4 separate regions of the Homo sapiens genome follow, and all the other regions are linked to region 2. A link is a contact called in ENCODE Hi-C or POLR2A ChIA-PET data. All regions are on one chromosome and are shown on one strand. The core of a region is the stretch at or near the end of the contact, and the rest is flanking DNA. Distances in the headings are between cores, read along the strand shown.

Region 1 (3,397 bases), core at 768-3,267, 350 kb before region 2:
TAGGAGCACCTGAAGGGATGGAGGCTGAGTCCTAGTCACATCTGTGCCCTTGGTTTCCTAAACAGGGCTTGGCACAGAGCAGACACCAAGAGGCAATCTGAGCCATACTGACAGGGCAAGGACTTCTCCTCCTTCCAGGGTATCCCTTGTTCTTGCAGAGGGGGGCTGCCACACTGGGCTCCACCTTCCCCTCCCTGCCATGCCTGGGGCCACAATCCTGGAGGTGCAGCAGCTGGGGCCCCAGGAATGACTTGACTGTCCCGGGGATTAAAGCCTCGACTGGTTTCCTAATCACCCAGGTGACAGCGAGCAGCCGAGGAATGCCTCGGCGAACTCCACTGGGCCGCGTGTGAGTCAGCCAAGGAGAATCTGCCCCCGCCCCCTCCAGTTCCTAGTTCCTTGGGAGGGTGGGGGAGGTAATCCCCCAGCAGGCAACCCTCCCCCTCTGTGGGAAGCCAAGGTAGTAGGAGGCAGGGGAAAGGCCTACTTCATCCAAAGGAAGCCATCAGTTGGCAGGAACGCACAGGAGTCCTCGCTGGGTTTCTTGGTTTCTTTTATCAAAGGACCCTCCCTAACACCTAGAAGTTGACCTTGGGAGCCGGGGAAGGGGTGGGAAAACATTGAACCTACTGTAATCTGCTCCTGGGAAGACCCAAAATTCCCTAGGTTTGATTTTCACCTCATTAAGTAATCTTGGGTGGCAAACTGCCCCAGCTATAAAATGGGTACAATAATGACCACACTGTGGTATTTCAGAACATGACAGCGTCTGGGCTGTACAGATGAAAAAGCAGTCTTGGGGTCGTTGAGGTTCAGATAAAGGGAAGAGTTGGAGGAGGGAGGGGCTGTCAGAATTCTCTTCTCCCTTTCCTCAGGAGAGAGAGGACGTGGGGCCTGAGGCCTGGGTTGGCCTTCATTTCCAATCTTGGGAAGGAGAAGAAACACCTAAATTGGTCACTTAATGTTGCCCTTGGGGGTGGGGTATCAGGTCTGACCTTCGGCTTAATAAATATTGGGCCACAACCCCAGCTGAGAGAGAGGGAGTCCCTGACAAGTTTTCTTGGCTTTTCCACGGGGTGGAGGGGGAAGGGGGGGTTTCTCCAGCAAAAGGCTGTAGGAGCACAATGGCAGAGGCTGCTCCTAGAACCTCGAGAGAGGAAAGGAGGGTGAGGTCCAGGGATGCCCAGATAGGGAAGGAAAAGCTATTTTGGACTCAAGCATGCACACTTACCCACCCAGGGCCACCTGGCGTCTTTTGTCCTTGCAGGCAGAGACAAATTCTTCCCCCAATGCCCTTGACATCCTCCTCCCCTCTCCCAGCCAGGCCCTGGGTGAGTGATCCGTGGGGAATCAGGGTTCTCCAAGAGTCGAGATGGAAAAGCCAGGTGGGGAAGGATTAGTAGATGCAGGGGGAGGTCTGGTCTACCATTCATAATGCTGTGCAATTGTTACAGCCATGTCCCCGTTCCTCAGTTTCCCTAGCTGTCTAGAAAGTCAAACAGACTACAAATGCCTTCCAGCCACGAGAGCCTCAGAAGGGATTCCCCCACATCCCCCGCCTGGCGTCCTCTCACCTGCACGATCTGCCGGGGCTGCACGCTCAGCGTGGGGAAGTTGCCGCGCCCGTGAATGGGAATCGGCTCGCTCAGAAGAGCGTCCAGTCGCTTCACCTGTGGCCAGCTCAGCCCACTCAGGTGCCGTCCGGGGAAGGCCGATAAGGCCTCCGGGTCGGGGCCGCCGCCTGCCGGGGCTGCCGTGGCCACCGCCGTGGCCGCAGCCGTCCCCACCTGAGCAGCCGCCCGGTCCCTGCGCTCAGCTCCGCTCTCCGACGGCATCATCCGCCCGGCCCCCGGGCCCCGACGGCAGAAACCGTGGGGGTGGTTAAGGGGAGGAGGACAGGGAGAGCGGCTGGGCAGGGGCCAAGGCGGGGGGCACGAAGGCAGGGACGGGGCGGCAACGACGGCGAGACAAAGCCAGGGAACACCTCAGACGGCGACGACTAACCGACCCTAGCGCCTGCAGCCCGCGGCCCAGCGGACTCTTATAGGCCGCGGGCGACGTGCCCATTGGTCCGGGCCGCTGCCAACAGCGAGAGCCGCCCCGCCTCTGAACGCTCCGGACACTGGTCTGTAGAGCTTTGCACGTGAGTCACTGTTCTCTAGGGAGATTCCGATTGGCTAGAGGGCACGCCCCTGCCCCGCCCTCCTTCTCAGGCTGAATTCCCTCCTTTGGTCCTTAAAGAACTTCTGTTCACTGTGATTGGCCCGGGCCTGGACTTAAAGGGACAGCGCCCACCCCGCCCCGCCAGGGTCAGGAGGGAGGGAAGTGACCTGCGGAGTTTGTAGCAGAGTCAGACCACTGAGAAATTCCAGGTTTCTGTTTTTTTTTTTTAGCGCTGGAAGAAATTGAGAAGTCACCTAGCCTTGTCCTGCTATTTTCAGAAGCCCAAAGAGATTGAGCCACGTGATCAACTCTGCACAGCACTGCTCATGCTCTGGCAGTTTTCCAGAGCCTAGGAAAGGTATAATAAACAACTCTGGGCCCGGCGCGGTGGCTCACGCCTGTAATCCCAGCACTTTGGGAGGCCGAGGTGGGCGGATGACAAGGTCAGGAGATCGAGACCATCCTGGCTAACACGGTGAAACCCCGTCTTTACTAAAAATACAAAAAATTAGCCGGGTGTGTGGCGGGCGCCTGTAGTCCCAGCTACTCGGGAGGCTGAGGCAGGAGAATGGCGTGAACCCGGGAGGCGGAGCTTGCAGTGAGCCGAGATTGCGCCACTGCACCCCAGCCTGGGCGACAGAGCGAGACTCCGCCTCAAAAAAAAAAAAATTAATAATAATAATAAACTCTGCATACCAAGGTAAAGGCCTTTTTTTTTTTTTTTTTTTTTTTTTTTCTCGAGACAGAGTCTCGCTTTGTCACCCAGGCTGGAGTGTAGTGGCGCGATCTTGGCTTACCGCAAGCTCCGCCTCCCGGGTTCAAGCAATTCTCCTGCCTCAGCCTCCCGATTAGCTGGGATTACAGGCATGCGCCACCAAGCCCGGCTAATTTTTTTGTGTTTTTAGTAGACACGGGGGTTTCACCATATTGGCCAGGCTGGTCTTGAACTCCTGACCTTGTGATCCACCCACCTCGACCCCCAAAGTGCTGGGATTACAGGCGTGAGCCACTGTGCCCGGCCCTAAAGTAAAGGCTTTCTAAGACACTGTTGATTGGCCTCGCAAACCACAGCATGATGAGCGTTGATGTACAGCATAGCCAATTTAGGGAAGGAGAGATCTGCTCAGAGAGGCTTTGTGATTACCCGACTGTCACACAGCAAACTAGTAAGGCCCTGGTCCTCAACCAGGGCTATAGAATCTGTGGTGCATGTTTTTTCCACTGTACCTATGCA
Region 2 (3,206 bases), core at 700-3,199:
AGTAGGGTCTGGTTCTGCTTTGGGCTTCAGTCGGCCCTTTTTAGGGTTCCCCTGGCACTTTCACAGAACTGATCTCTGTAGTGTTGCAGGAGAGGAGTTGGGCTCACTGGGTTGGGACCCTCAGGCCACGGTTCAGAGCCTGTGAGCACCTGGCATGGGGGAAGGGAGGCTGTGGACCAGTTGAGTCTGTTACGGGCCATTTAGGAGGTGGGAGTTGCGCAAACATAGAAGTCCCCTCCCTTTGGTCTTCAGCACAGGCTCTTGAAAGGGGCTACCATCAGTGTGCATAGACAACGCTGTGCCTAAATGTATGTATGTGTATATCTGTGACATGTATAGCTTACTATGTCTGACTGTATCTGTGTGTGTGACAGCGTCTGCTAGGGCCTGCATGAGTCAACATGTATGCGATTTGTGTCTGTCGATAATTGTATCTTTGTGTCCGAGTGGTCGGGTCAGCCTTCATTTTAGGCTACGATTTCATGGACATCCAGGAAGCACAGCTACTGGACTCTAGCATAAGCAAGTAAGTATGGGGGCCGAGCATCCGGGCTGGCTGGAGGGAGGAGTGACTCGCGGGGGAATAGCCTCCTTCTGGCCCCGCCCCTGAGCCATCCTTTCCCGCCCACTTCCCCGCCCCTTCCCCGCCCATTCTTTCTGGGCCGCTGAGGCCACTTAACCTAAGCTCCCTCACCCAGTATCCAGTCCCGTCGGGCCCCTTCGCTTCTCTTTTTGCCTCTCCTAGCCCGATCCTTGGAAATAGTATGCTAGGACTCCTGAACTCCAGCCTCCCGGCCCCTTTCCCTAAGTCCAAGCTCCTCTCCCAGTAATTGTCCTCAAGAGATCCGCGTGACATTCTCCTGAGGGTGAGGCTGAGTTCTCCAACCCCACCCCTGAGACACCACAGCCCCGCGCCGCTCCCCGCCCCGCCCCAGAGTTCCAAAGCCCCTCCCCATCCTTGCCCCGCTGGCTGGGCACCGCTCCGACTGAAGGGTGCCTAAGCCCCAACCTCGAGCCCTAGAGCCGCGCCCGGATCCCTGTCTCGTCCCGAGCCCGGCCGCGCCCCAGATCCCCTAAATCCCACTTTTTTCACGGCCCTGTCCCAAGCCCTTCAGCTTTAGCTCACTTTAAGTCCCCTAGACCCGGTACCCCTCTCGGCCCCTCCCTTGAGCCTTCGAGCCCGGCTTGGTCCCCTCCCAGGACCCTGAGTCCCGCCCGGATCCGGCCCCGCCCCCAGCGCTCTCACCCGCGTTGTAGAAGGCATCCAGAGCCGCGGTGTCGCCTAGCTCCAGCGTCCCGAAGGGCAGGCTGCGCAGCTGCGGGGGCGGCCGCGGCCGGGGGACCTGCGCGCAAGCCTCGCGCAGGCAGCGCAGGGGCAGCGGCTCCGCCTCGGTTCCCTCCCGAGGCTCGAGCCCGGGCTGCGGCTCCCGGGTCAGCACGTAGACCACGCTGAGCGGCCGGCTCCGCGCGCAGCCCCGGCCCGGGGGCGCCGCGAGCTGCCGGCCCCGGCTCAGCGCCACGGCCAGCGGGTCCTGCCAGCAGCTGCCGGCGCGCTCCGCCCCGGACCGGGGACACGGCCCCGCCATGCGGGGGCGCTCAGGCGCGGGGCGCCGCGCACTGGGAACCGGGGGCGGGGCAGGAGCCTGGGCCGGCAGATCAGGAATCTTGGGATCTGGAATCCGTTCGGAATCGGAGAATCTCCCACGGGATCTAGGGATCCGGAATACGGCCTGACGTCCCGTTCCAGGAATCTAAAGTCCAGGGAGAAATCCTAGCTCGGACTTGCAAGGTCCTGAGGTTCTGAAATCCGGGATTGGGTCCCAGGAATCTGGGGCATCCGGTGATCGGCAGCTCAGAGCCACTTGGGGGATCCTGGGAATCGGCTCGGAGGTGCCCGCCACCTGGACTTCTCAAGGGAGCGCCCGCCAACGCTGCCCTGCCTTCACTTGTAGGCTAAGCCCAGCCCTTTCCCGGCCGACCCAGAAAGCTCCACCCTCGGCCCTGGGGCAGAGCCGCTCCCTAGCGGCTTGAGACTCAGCCTCTCCCCTCCCTTCTCTCCCGCCAGAACTTTGGAGACTGGCGGCTTCCGGAACAGCCTGTGCCCCTGTGCACGCCAAAGACTGTGGACTGCTCACAGCAAGTGCACATAAAATGTGTGAGGAGGCCAGGGCTAGGGAAAAGGTTCGATATGCAGGCCCTGCTCTGCAGGTATCTGTTGAATGAATGGCTCTCTAGAGACATCAGGGTGCGCAGAGCATGATGAACAATGGGTGTCCTCCCGGGCCCAGTGAGCGCAGGCAGGGAGGGACTGGGATGGGGGAAACCTACACCCTAGGCCGCTTGCCCGAAAGCCTTCAGTCCTGGAGTGGGACTTGGCATCTGAGCCTTAACTGTCACTAGGGGGCTGCTTTCCCCAGGACCCAACCTGCTGTGGACCCCCGCTGACCTTTGACTTCTAGGCAGAACGTGGCCATGGGACCTGAGAAGCACTTCCTACTCTAAACAACTCTAAACATTTCTTTAGCCACCCCTTGAAGGAGTCAACCCCAGCCCTTTGCACTACAGCAGCTTCTCAGCTTCAAATCCCCAAGAGTCCCCAACTTTCTTGTGTGAATTAATGAGTGAGGCAGCAACCTGGTAGAAGCCTCAGTGGACCCTGAAACCAAGAACTGGGGACTTAAGTTGAATAACTTGTCCAGGATCACTCAGCACATGACAGCAGGGTGCAAACCCAGGACCGCCTGTCAGACTCTTAACTATTTAATTCTGCCACTTACTAGAATGTGGCTTTGGGCAAATAAACTGCTTAAATGCTACTCAATGGCTGTTTCATTGCCCTGTTGCCTTGTGGAAGAAAAAGGTACCTTCCTTGGTTTGACCTTGGATTCGAACTGACACCCAATGAGATAGGCAGGAAGTGGTAGAGTTTGAGAACTTGGCCTGCAACAGAGGCTGGAGTGGAAAACAGACAACTTACAAAGGACAGGCATGGGCAACCGACAGGCTGAGAAAGCTGTGCAATTCCCAGCCAGGGCGGTGGCTCATGCCTGTAATCCCACTTTGGGAGGCCAAGATGAGTGGATCACGAGGTCAGGAGTTCGAGACCAGCCTGGCCAACATGGTGAAACCCCGTCTCTACTAAAAATACAAAAAAAAGTAGCTGGGTGTGGTGGCACCTGCCTGTGATCCCAGCTACTTGGGAGCTG
Region 3 (3,185 bases), core at 331-2,830, 450 kb before region 2:
TAGCACTGTAACCATATCAGAGCCTTTAAAAAATAGACTAGAACAGGCCGGGCGCAGTGGCTCATGCCTGTAATCCTAGCGCGTTGCGAGGCCGAGGCAGGTGGATCACTTGAGGTCAGGAGTTTGAAACGAGCCTGGCCAACATGGTGAAAACCCCTCTACTAAAAATACAAAAAAAAATTAGTTAGGCGTAGTGGTGCCTGTAATCCCAGCTACTTGGGAGGCTGAGAATCACTTAAACCTGGGAGGCAGAGGTTGCAGTGAGCTGAGATCGTGTCACTGCACTCCAGCCTGGGCAACAGAGTGAGACTTGGTCTAAAAAAAAAAAGAAGAATAGATAGACTAGAATATACTGTAGAGAGATGGGAGGTGAGGGAGTAGAAAAACAAGCAAACAAGTTTGCTGCAAATGAGAGCTGAAAATTGGAGAGGTAGCAGCAGAAGAAAGTGGGGCCATGGAATAATAATATAAAAACAGGGCTGGGCATGGTGGCTCACACCTGTAATCCCAGCACTTTGAGAGGCTGAGGCAGGAGGAGTGCTTGAGACCAGGGTTTGAGACTTAGCCTGGGCAACACAGACTCCATCTCTACCAAAAAACAAAAAACAAAAAACAAAAAAAAAAAAACAGCAGGGCGTGGTGATGTGAGCCTGTAGTCCCAGCTACTCTGGAGGCTGAAGTGGGGAAGATGGCTTGAGTCCAGGAGTTCAAGGCTGCCGTAAGCCAAGATGGTGCCACTGCACTCCAGCTTGGGTGACAATGCAAGAACCCCATCTCTAAAAACAAACAAAAAGATATTAAAGCGTGTTTGTAAATTGAAGGGAAGAAGAAAGATATTTGTGATGCATAAGCTAAAAAAAGGGATAATTAACAGGGATAGAGTTCCTGAAAAGACTAAGATGATGAGATTCATTGCACAAGTGGAGGGATTAGCTTGGATGGCTGGGTCCTGTCCCCGCATTAACAGAAGTGAAGGTCAATTTCAGCACCTGTCATAATTTCCTGGGCCCAGTGCAAAATGAAAATGTGGGTCTCCTTATTCCAAAATTATTAAGAATTTCAAGACTATAACAGAAGGCCATGAAATCAAGCGTGGAGCCTTTCTAAGCCTGGGTGCTGTGCGACTGCAATTTGTACTCCCATGAAGCTGGCCCTAGTCAAGTACGCAGTGAGGTCGATGAGGAGGAGGCTGTCCTGTGGTAAGTCCCTTCTAGGATTGGAAGAGATGAGTAAGGCTACTTTCAGCTTCACTGCTCTACAAGCTGGGGGGGTCGCTAGCAAGGGAGAGGGGCAAAACTTGTCCCTTTTTAACTTCCAACCCTGCCAGATTTGAGTCCAGGGCTTTCTAGAAGTCTCCACGGCATCGGGTGACCATAGCAACTCATGCCAAACTCTCGGGCCCACGGCTCCGCCTACCGCTTCGTGGACGCGCTTGTTGATTGGCTCCGAATGTCGACCAATGGTCGGCGAAGCGGGTTGCTTGCCGCACGGTCAATGGCCGCAAACCGGGAGGAAGGCGGGAAGAGAGGAGGTGGAGGCGGGCCTGGGCAGCCGCGCGCGTGCGTGTTTCCGGCTCCGCTGCGGAAGGCGGACGACTAGAGTCGTTGGGCCCGGCGCGACCCGCAGGAGCGTAGAGAGCGCGGGACTAGAGTGCAGAGCTCCGGGACGTGGATCGGAGCCGGCGCGATGGGCGGAGAGCAGGAGGAGGAGCGGTTCGACGGCATGTTGCTGGCCATGGCTCAGCAGCACGAGGGCGGCGTGCAGGAGGTAACGGCCCGCGCGGCGTCGGCCCACCCGGCGGCCTTGGCCACGCTCCTTCCGCCCTTCTCTGCCTTCGAGGGCTGAGACCCACCCCAGCGGCTCGCGGGCTTCTGGGATGCCCCTACATTCTCACTGCGCCCAGCTTCCGGCCTGGCCACCCGCCAGCAGGTCTCACCCGGTTCGCATCAGTCCCGGGCCCCCGGCGCCCCTCAGTAGTAGCAAATTATCGCATCCCTGAGCTTAGGATCCCCCTTTAGTTTCACATATGCCCCCACCCCCGTTTCCACTTTGATGGCGGCTTCCAAGGAGCATCCCTTAGTAAGAACCGTCGCAAATATCGTGATTTGGATCCACCAAGGCTTGGGGCGAGCCGTCGAATGTGTGTGGTAGGGGAGCGGGCTGATGTTAGCACGTGGTCTTGTTAGGCCTTGAATGGGGGAATAGGAGGCCTGTGTTCACGATTAGTTTCCACCACCTACCAACTTGGAACCTTTACATCTCTCCAAGCCTGAGTTTCCTTATCTGTGAGACAGCTGCGAATACCGGTTTCCAGAGAGTAGTTAAGAACCGTAAGTTCTCAGTAATAAGGCTTTTTCATTCAACAAGTATTTGTCGTGTGATTGATGTGTGTCCCACACTCGACAATAAGGGCCAACTGTTACAGATTCTGGAGTTGGTTTTTTTGGAACAAACACAAAGTTAACGGTAGAAAAGTCTGTCAGGATCAGAACTCTCATTCTCAGAGCCAGAGAAGTGGCAAGGATTTGCCTAGATCATGCAACATGGTTCTCACCTAGACAGGTCAGTGTGCTTCCCAGAGTCCATGGCTGATTGTGTCTTACTGGAGGTAGGTTTCCATTGAACTTTCTATTCCTATGTAACCTAGGTGTCTGGTGACCAAGGACTTCTAAGCCCTTTGTGGTGGGGAGAGTGTTTCTCATTTGCAAGTGTGAAAAGCCTTCCTGTCTCCATTCCTCTAAACTGTTCGCACAAAACTGGATTTGGGAGCGAGTTCATTTTTGAGCAAATTGAAAAACTGTCTAGAAGCAAGAACGGAAACCATTGAGATATGTTCTAGCATCAGATTTAATCAGATTTAGACCCACTCTTGGGCAAATAAAGGGTTTGTGTGTGCTGACCTTGAGTCACCACTAGATTGTTTCATTCAGCAAGAATTTTACTGATTATGTACCTTTAGCCATATCTGGTGCCCAGCATTGCAGGTGGCAGACAGACTAAGCCATGGTTCATGGTTCCTATTTGTAAGGTGTTTACCCTCTGCCAGTGGGTCTCTTGCTCTGTGCCATACATTGCTAAAGGCCTCACCTCCTTGACCTCATGATCCTCACCAGGTCCCTAGAAATAGGTACTGCATCTTATTCCTGTTGTACAGAGTTAAGAAACTTCTGCAAAGTCAAAAGGTA
Region 4 (3,256 bases), core at 279-2,778, 370 kb before region 2:
GCCCCCAGAGGGCATGAATGGCTGAGCTCGTGCATTTCTGTCCAGATTCAAAAATCTGGATTCAGCCACCAGTCGTCAATAAGACATTGGGCAAAGCACTACTGCCCTTCAGGGTCTCAGTTTCCCCTTCTTTATTTTTTATTTTTATTTATTTTTTGAGACTGAGTCTTGCTCTGTCGCCCAGGCTGGAGTACAGTGGCACAATCTCTGCTCACTGCAACCTCTGCCTCCCGAATTCAAGCGATTCTCCTCCCTCAGCCTGCTGAGTAGCTGGAACTACAGAGGTGCGCCACCACACCTGGCTAATTTTTTTGTATTTTCAGTAGAGACAGGGGTTTCACCATGTTGGCCAGGCTGGTCTAGAACTCCTGACCTTAGGTGATCCACCCACCTCGGGCTCGCAAAGTGGTGGCGGAGCCACCGCGCCCCGCCAGTCAGTTCCCCGCCCCCGCACACCCCCCTTCCCCCTTCCCGCCCCCGGCTTTTTTTTTTTTTTTTTTTTGAGACGGAGTCTTGCTCTGTCGCCCAGGCTGGAGTTCAATGGCGCGATCTTGGCTCACTGTAGCCTCCGCCTCCCAGGTTCAAGCGATTCTCCTGCCTCAGCCTACCGAGTAGTTGGGATTACAGGCGCCTACCACGACGACCGGCTAATTTTTTTCTATTTTTAGTAAAGATGGGGTTTCGCCATGTTGCTCAGGCTGGTCTTGAACTCCTGGCCTCAGGTGATCCGACCGCCTTGACCTCCCAAAGTGCTGGGATTACAGGCGTGAGCCACCGCGCCCGGCCAGTTTCCCCCTCTTTAAAATGTGTAGGAACACCGGCTGGGAGGAGTAAACACGAGCCGGGGCAGGGAAAGAACTTTGCACACCGTGGGGTCCGGGGCTCCTCTGTGATGCCACCAAGGTTTGCAGGCTCAGCGGCAGCGCTGAGGTATTTGTTCTGCGAATAAAGCGCTCTACCTATCGTGGAATCAGTCCAGCTAGATCCCCGTCCCACCAGGACGGCAGTCGCCCCTCTGCGTTAACCCTTCCACTGCCCTAGTGAGGTGGGAAAGGGGGTCCTTGAGAGCCCTATGGCCCAGGAGAGACCGGGCAGAACTGATTCGGCCAAGGGCAGCATGAGGTGTGGGAGGAGCACGGCACAAGGAGTCAAGCCTCCTGCGTTCTAGCCCAGGCTCTCTTCGCACAGAGGCCTTAGGCAAGACCCTCCCCCGGATGGAGACCGGATTCCGTGAATTTCTAAACACCAGCTACCAGAGCTTATGACTCTGAGGGGCCAAACCAGGGAAGATGAGGCTCCCTTTGCACCCAAAATTTGGGGAGAGGCGAAAGGGGACCGGATGCCCTAGCGGAGCAGAATCCGGCGAAGGGCAGGACCTGAAGGGTTTGGGGAATGCCCTGAATGTGCAGAGCGCGGGGGGGGGGGGGGGGGGCGGGGCGGATTCAGGGCGTGCCTGTCTCTGATTGGCTGTGCCGCCCGTCGCTCCGCCCCGTGTTCTATAAGATGCGCGGACGGCGGGCGCGCCTCTGGGGTGGGGGCTGTGGCCGTGTCTAGCTGTTCGGGTGTGCTGTGGTCATCCTCCCTGCGCACCTACAGCCGCAGACCGCCGGTGGGGGGCGGGGGATGCCGGGCTGCCGCATCAGCGCCTGCGGCCCGGGGGCCCAGGAGGGGACGGCAGAGCAGAGGTCGCCGCCGCCGCCCTGGGATCCCATGCCGTCCTCTCAGCCCCCGCCCCCAACTCCGACCTTGACTCCTACCCCGACCCCGGGTCAGTCCCCGCCGCTGCCGGACGCAGCTGGGGCTTCAGCAGGCGCGGCCGAGGACCAGGAGCTGCAGCGCTGGCGCCAGGGCGCTAGCGGGATCGCGGGGCTCGCCGGCCCCGGAGGGGGCTCTGGCGCGGCTGCGGGGGCGGGGGGCCGCGCGCTGGAGCTGGCCGAAGCACGGCGGCGGCTGCTGGAGGTGGAGGGCCGCCGGCGCCTGGTGTCGGAGCTGGAGAGCCGCGTGCTGCAGCTGCACCGCGTTTTCTTGGCGGCCGAGCTGCGCCTGGCGCACCGCGCGGAGAGCCTGAGCCGCCTGAGCGGCGGCGTGGCGCAGGCCGAGCTCTACCTGGCGGCTCACGGGTCGCGCCTCAAGAAGGGCCCGCGCCGCGGCCGCCGCGGCCGACCCCCCGCGCTGCTGGCCTCGGCGCTGGGCCTGGGCGGCTGCGTGCCCTGGGGTGCCGGGCGACTGCGGCGCGGCCACGGCCCCGAGCCCGACTCGCCCTTCCGCCGCAGCCCGCCCCGCGGCCCCGCCTCCCCGCAGCGCTGACCTCCACGCCCGGACCCCTGGCCACCCCGACAAGCTTCGCCGAGGTGCCGACCGACCGACTGATCGCGGACGCCGGCTGGAAGGACTACGGATCCGCAGGAAGAGGCAGTTGGGGGCCAGGGGCCCAGTAGAGGAGGCTGAGGTGCGGTCTTAGCGGCTGGTGCGTTCGAGGGTCGGTCATGGCGTGTGGGGGGCTGGTCCAGGGCCCGGGAACTCCCTTCCCTGGAGCTTCTGGCGTCTGCTGGGTCCCTAGTAAAGCTGCCACTTTCTGTTGCCGCCTCTCCCGACCATCTGGAGAGTGAGAGGTGGTAGCATCAAGTCTCCATTATAAGAGTTGGACTCTTGAGGGGGCTCAGATCCCAGGAACGGGTTGGCGGCAAACTTTTACCACTTGGAACCTGCCGCACGGATGCAGCACCCCCCATCCTCACCCCCACTTGCGTGGCCTTTCCCGGGCCCCTCGGAGCTGTGAGCAGTCTTGCCCTTGAGGATGCTGCTTCCTGGCGCCGCCCAGCTCCGTGCCTTCGGGAGGACAGAATAATGAGGCCCCAGGATGGGGTGGAGGCTGGCACAGGGCTGTACCACTGAATTCCCCCTCTAGGCCTGTTTCACCTTTGGGGAGACGGAATCCCAGAGAGGTTTAGGATTTGTTCTCTTCATACTTAGGCCCTTCTTCTTCTAGGAGACAGCTTTTCTTATGCCGTCATGCAGGTTCGCAAAAATTACAGCCTGACTCACATAACCAGGACAGGATGTCTGGCACCTGCTCACCCAGGGATCCTTACATAGCAGAACCTAGAGGCTTAACTCCCAACCTGTTACTAAGATGGCTCGGCCAGGTTGGAACCAGGTGATACCCTTTAACAGGCCCCAAGGGGGCAGGTGTGGTATCAGCTTCCAGAAAGGGGGGCCTTAAAGAGCCAGATCTGAGGTGAGATCTGCTTCTCTT

The links. Hi-C counts contacts between places; a loop is a spot of excess contacts on that map. ChIA-PET counts read pairs that join two places held with the same protein, here RNA polymerase II (POLR2A). Pooled maps may share reads with other maps.
Region 1: a pooled map shows a loop between it and region 2 (4-fold over the local background). The contact joins the promoter of TENT5B here to the promoter of MAP3K6 in region 2. A Hi-C loop is called at or near these places in 3 of 50 pooled maps. POLR2A ChIA-PET finds 5 or more read pairs at or near these places in 3 of 52 experiments (WTC11 and activated T-cell).
Region 3: a loop to region 2 is called in a pooled map, with 10 times the contacts of the local background. The contact joins the promoter of NUDC here to the promoter of MAP3K6 in region 2. A Hi-C loop is called at or near these places in 5 of 50 pooled maps. POLR2A ChIA-PET finds 5 or more read pairs at or near these places in 2 of 52 experiments (PC-9 and WTC11).
Region 4: a loop to region 2 is called in a pooled map, with 3 times the contacts of the local background. The contact joins the promoter of TRNP1 here to the promoter of MAP3K6 in region 2. A Hi-C loop is called at or near these places in 6 of 50 pooled maps. POLR2A ChIA-PET finds 5 or more read pairs at or near these places in 3 of 52 experiments (GM10248, WTC11 and activated T-cell).

The regions. Positions count from the first base shown.
Region 1 is chr1:27,010,833-27,014,229 of GRCh38, forward strand. TENT5B (terminal nucleotidyltransferase 5B) reads right to left here and starts at 2,018. Exons shown (of 2, transcript NM_052943.4): 1 at 1,575-2,018. The coding sequence starts at 1,838. RefSeq lists enhancers at 1,264-1,917, 1,918-2,572.
Region 2 is chr1:27,365,012-27,368,217 of GRCh38, forward strand. It overlaps MAP3K6 (mitogen-activated protein kinase kinase kinase 6), which reads right to left and starts at 1,950. Exons shown (of 29, transcript NM_004672.5): 1 at 1,247-1,950. The coding sequence starts at 1,586. RefSeq lists silencers at 539-608, 1,199-1,248, 1,319-1,538, 1,569-1,678 and enhancers at 931-1,874, 1,875-2,816.
Region 3 is chr1:26,920,163-26,923,347 of GRCh38, forward strand. It overlaps NUDC (nuclear distribution C, dynein complex regulator), which reads left to right and starts at 1,581. Exons shown (of 9, transcript NM_006600.4): 1 at 1,581-1,767. The coding sequence starts at 1,687. RefSeq lists a silencer at 1,328-1,477 and enhancers at 1,608-1,727, 1,848-2,389.
Region 4 is chr1:26,992,164-26,995,419 of GRCh38, forward strand. TRNP1 (TMF1 regulated nuclear protein 1) reads left to right here and starts at 1,529. Exons shown (of 2, transcript NM_001013642.3): 1 at 1,529-2,449. The coding sequence starts at 1,624. The coding sequence ends at 2,307. RefSeq lists enhancers at 387-888, 889-1,388, 1,142-1,301, 1,526-2,026 and silencers at 1,442-1,771, 1,802-1,861.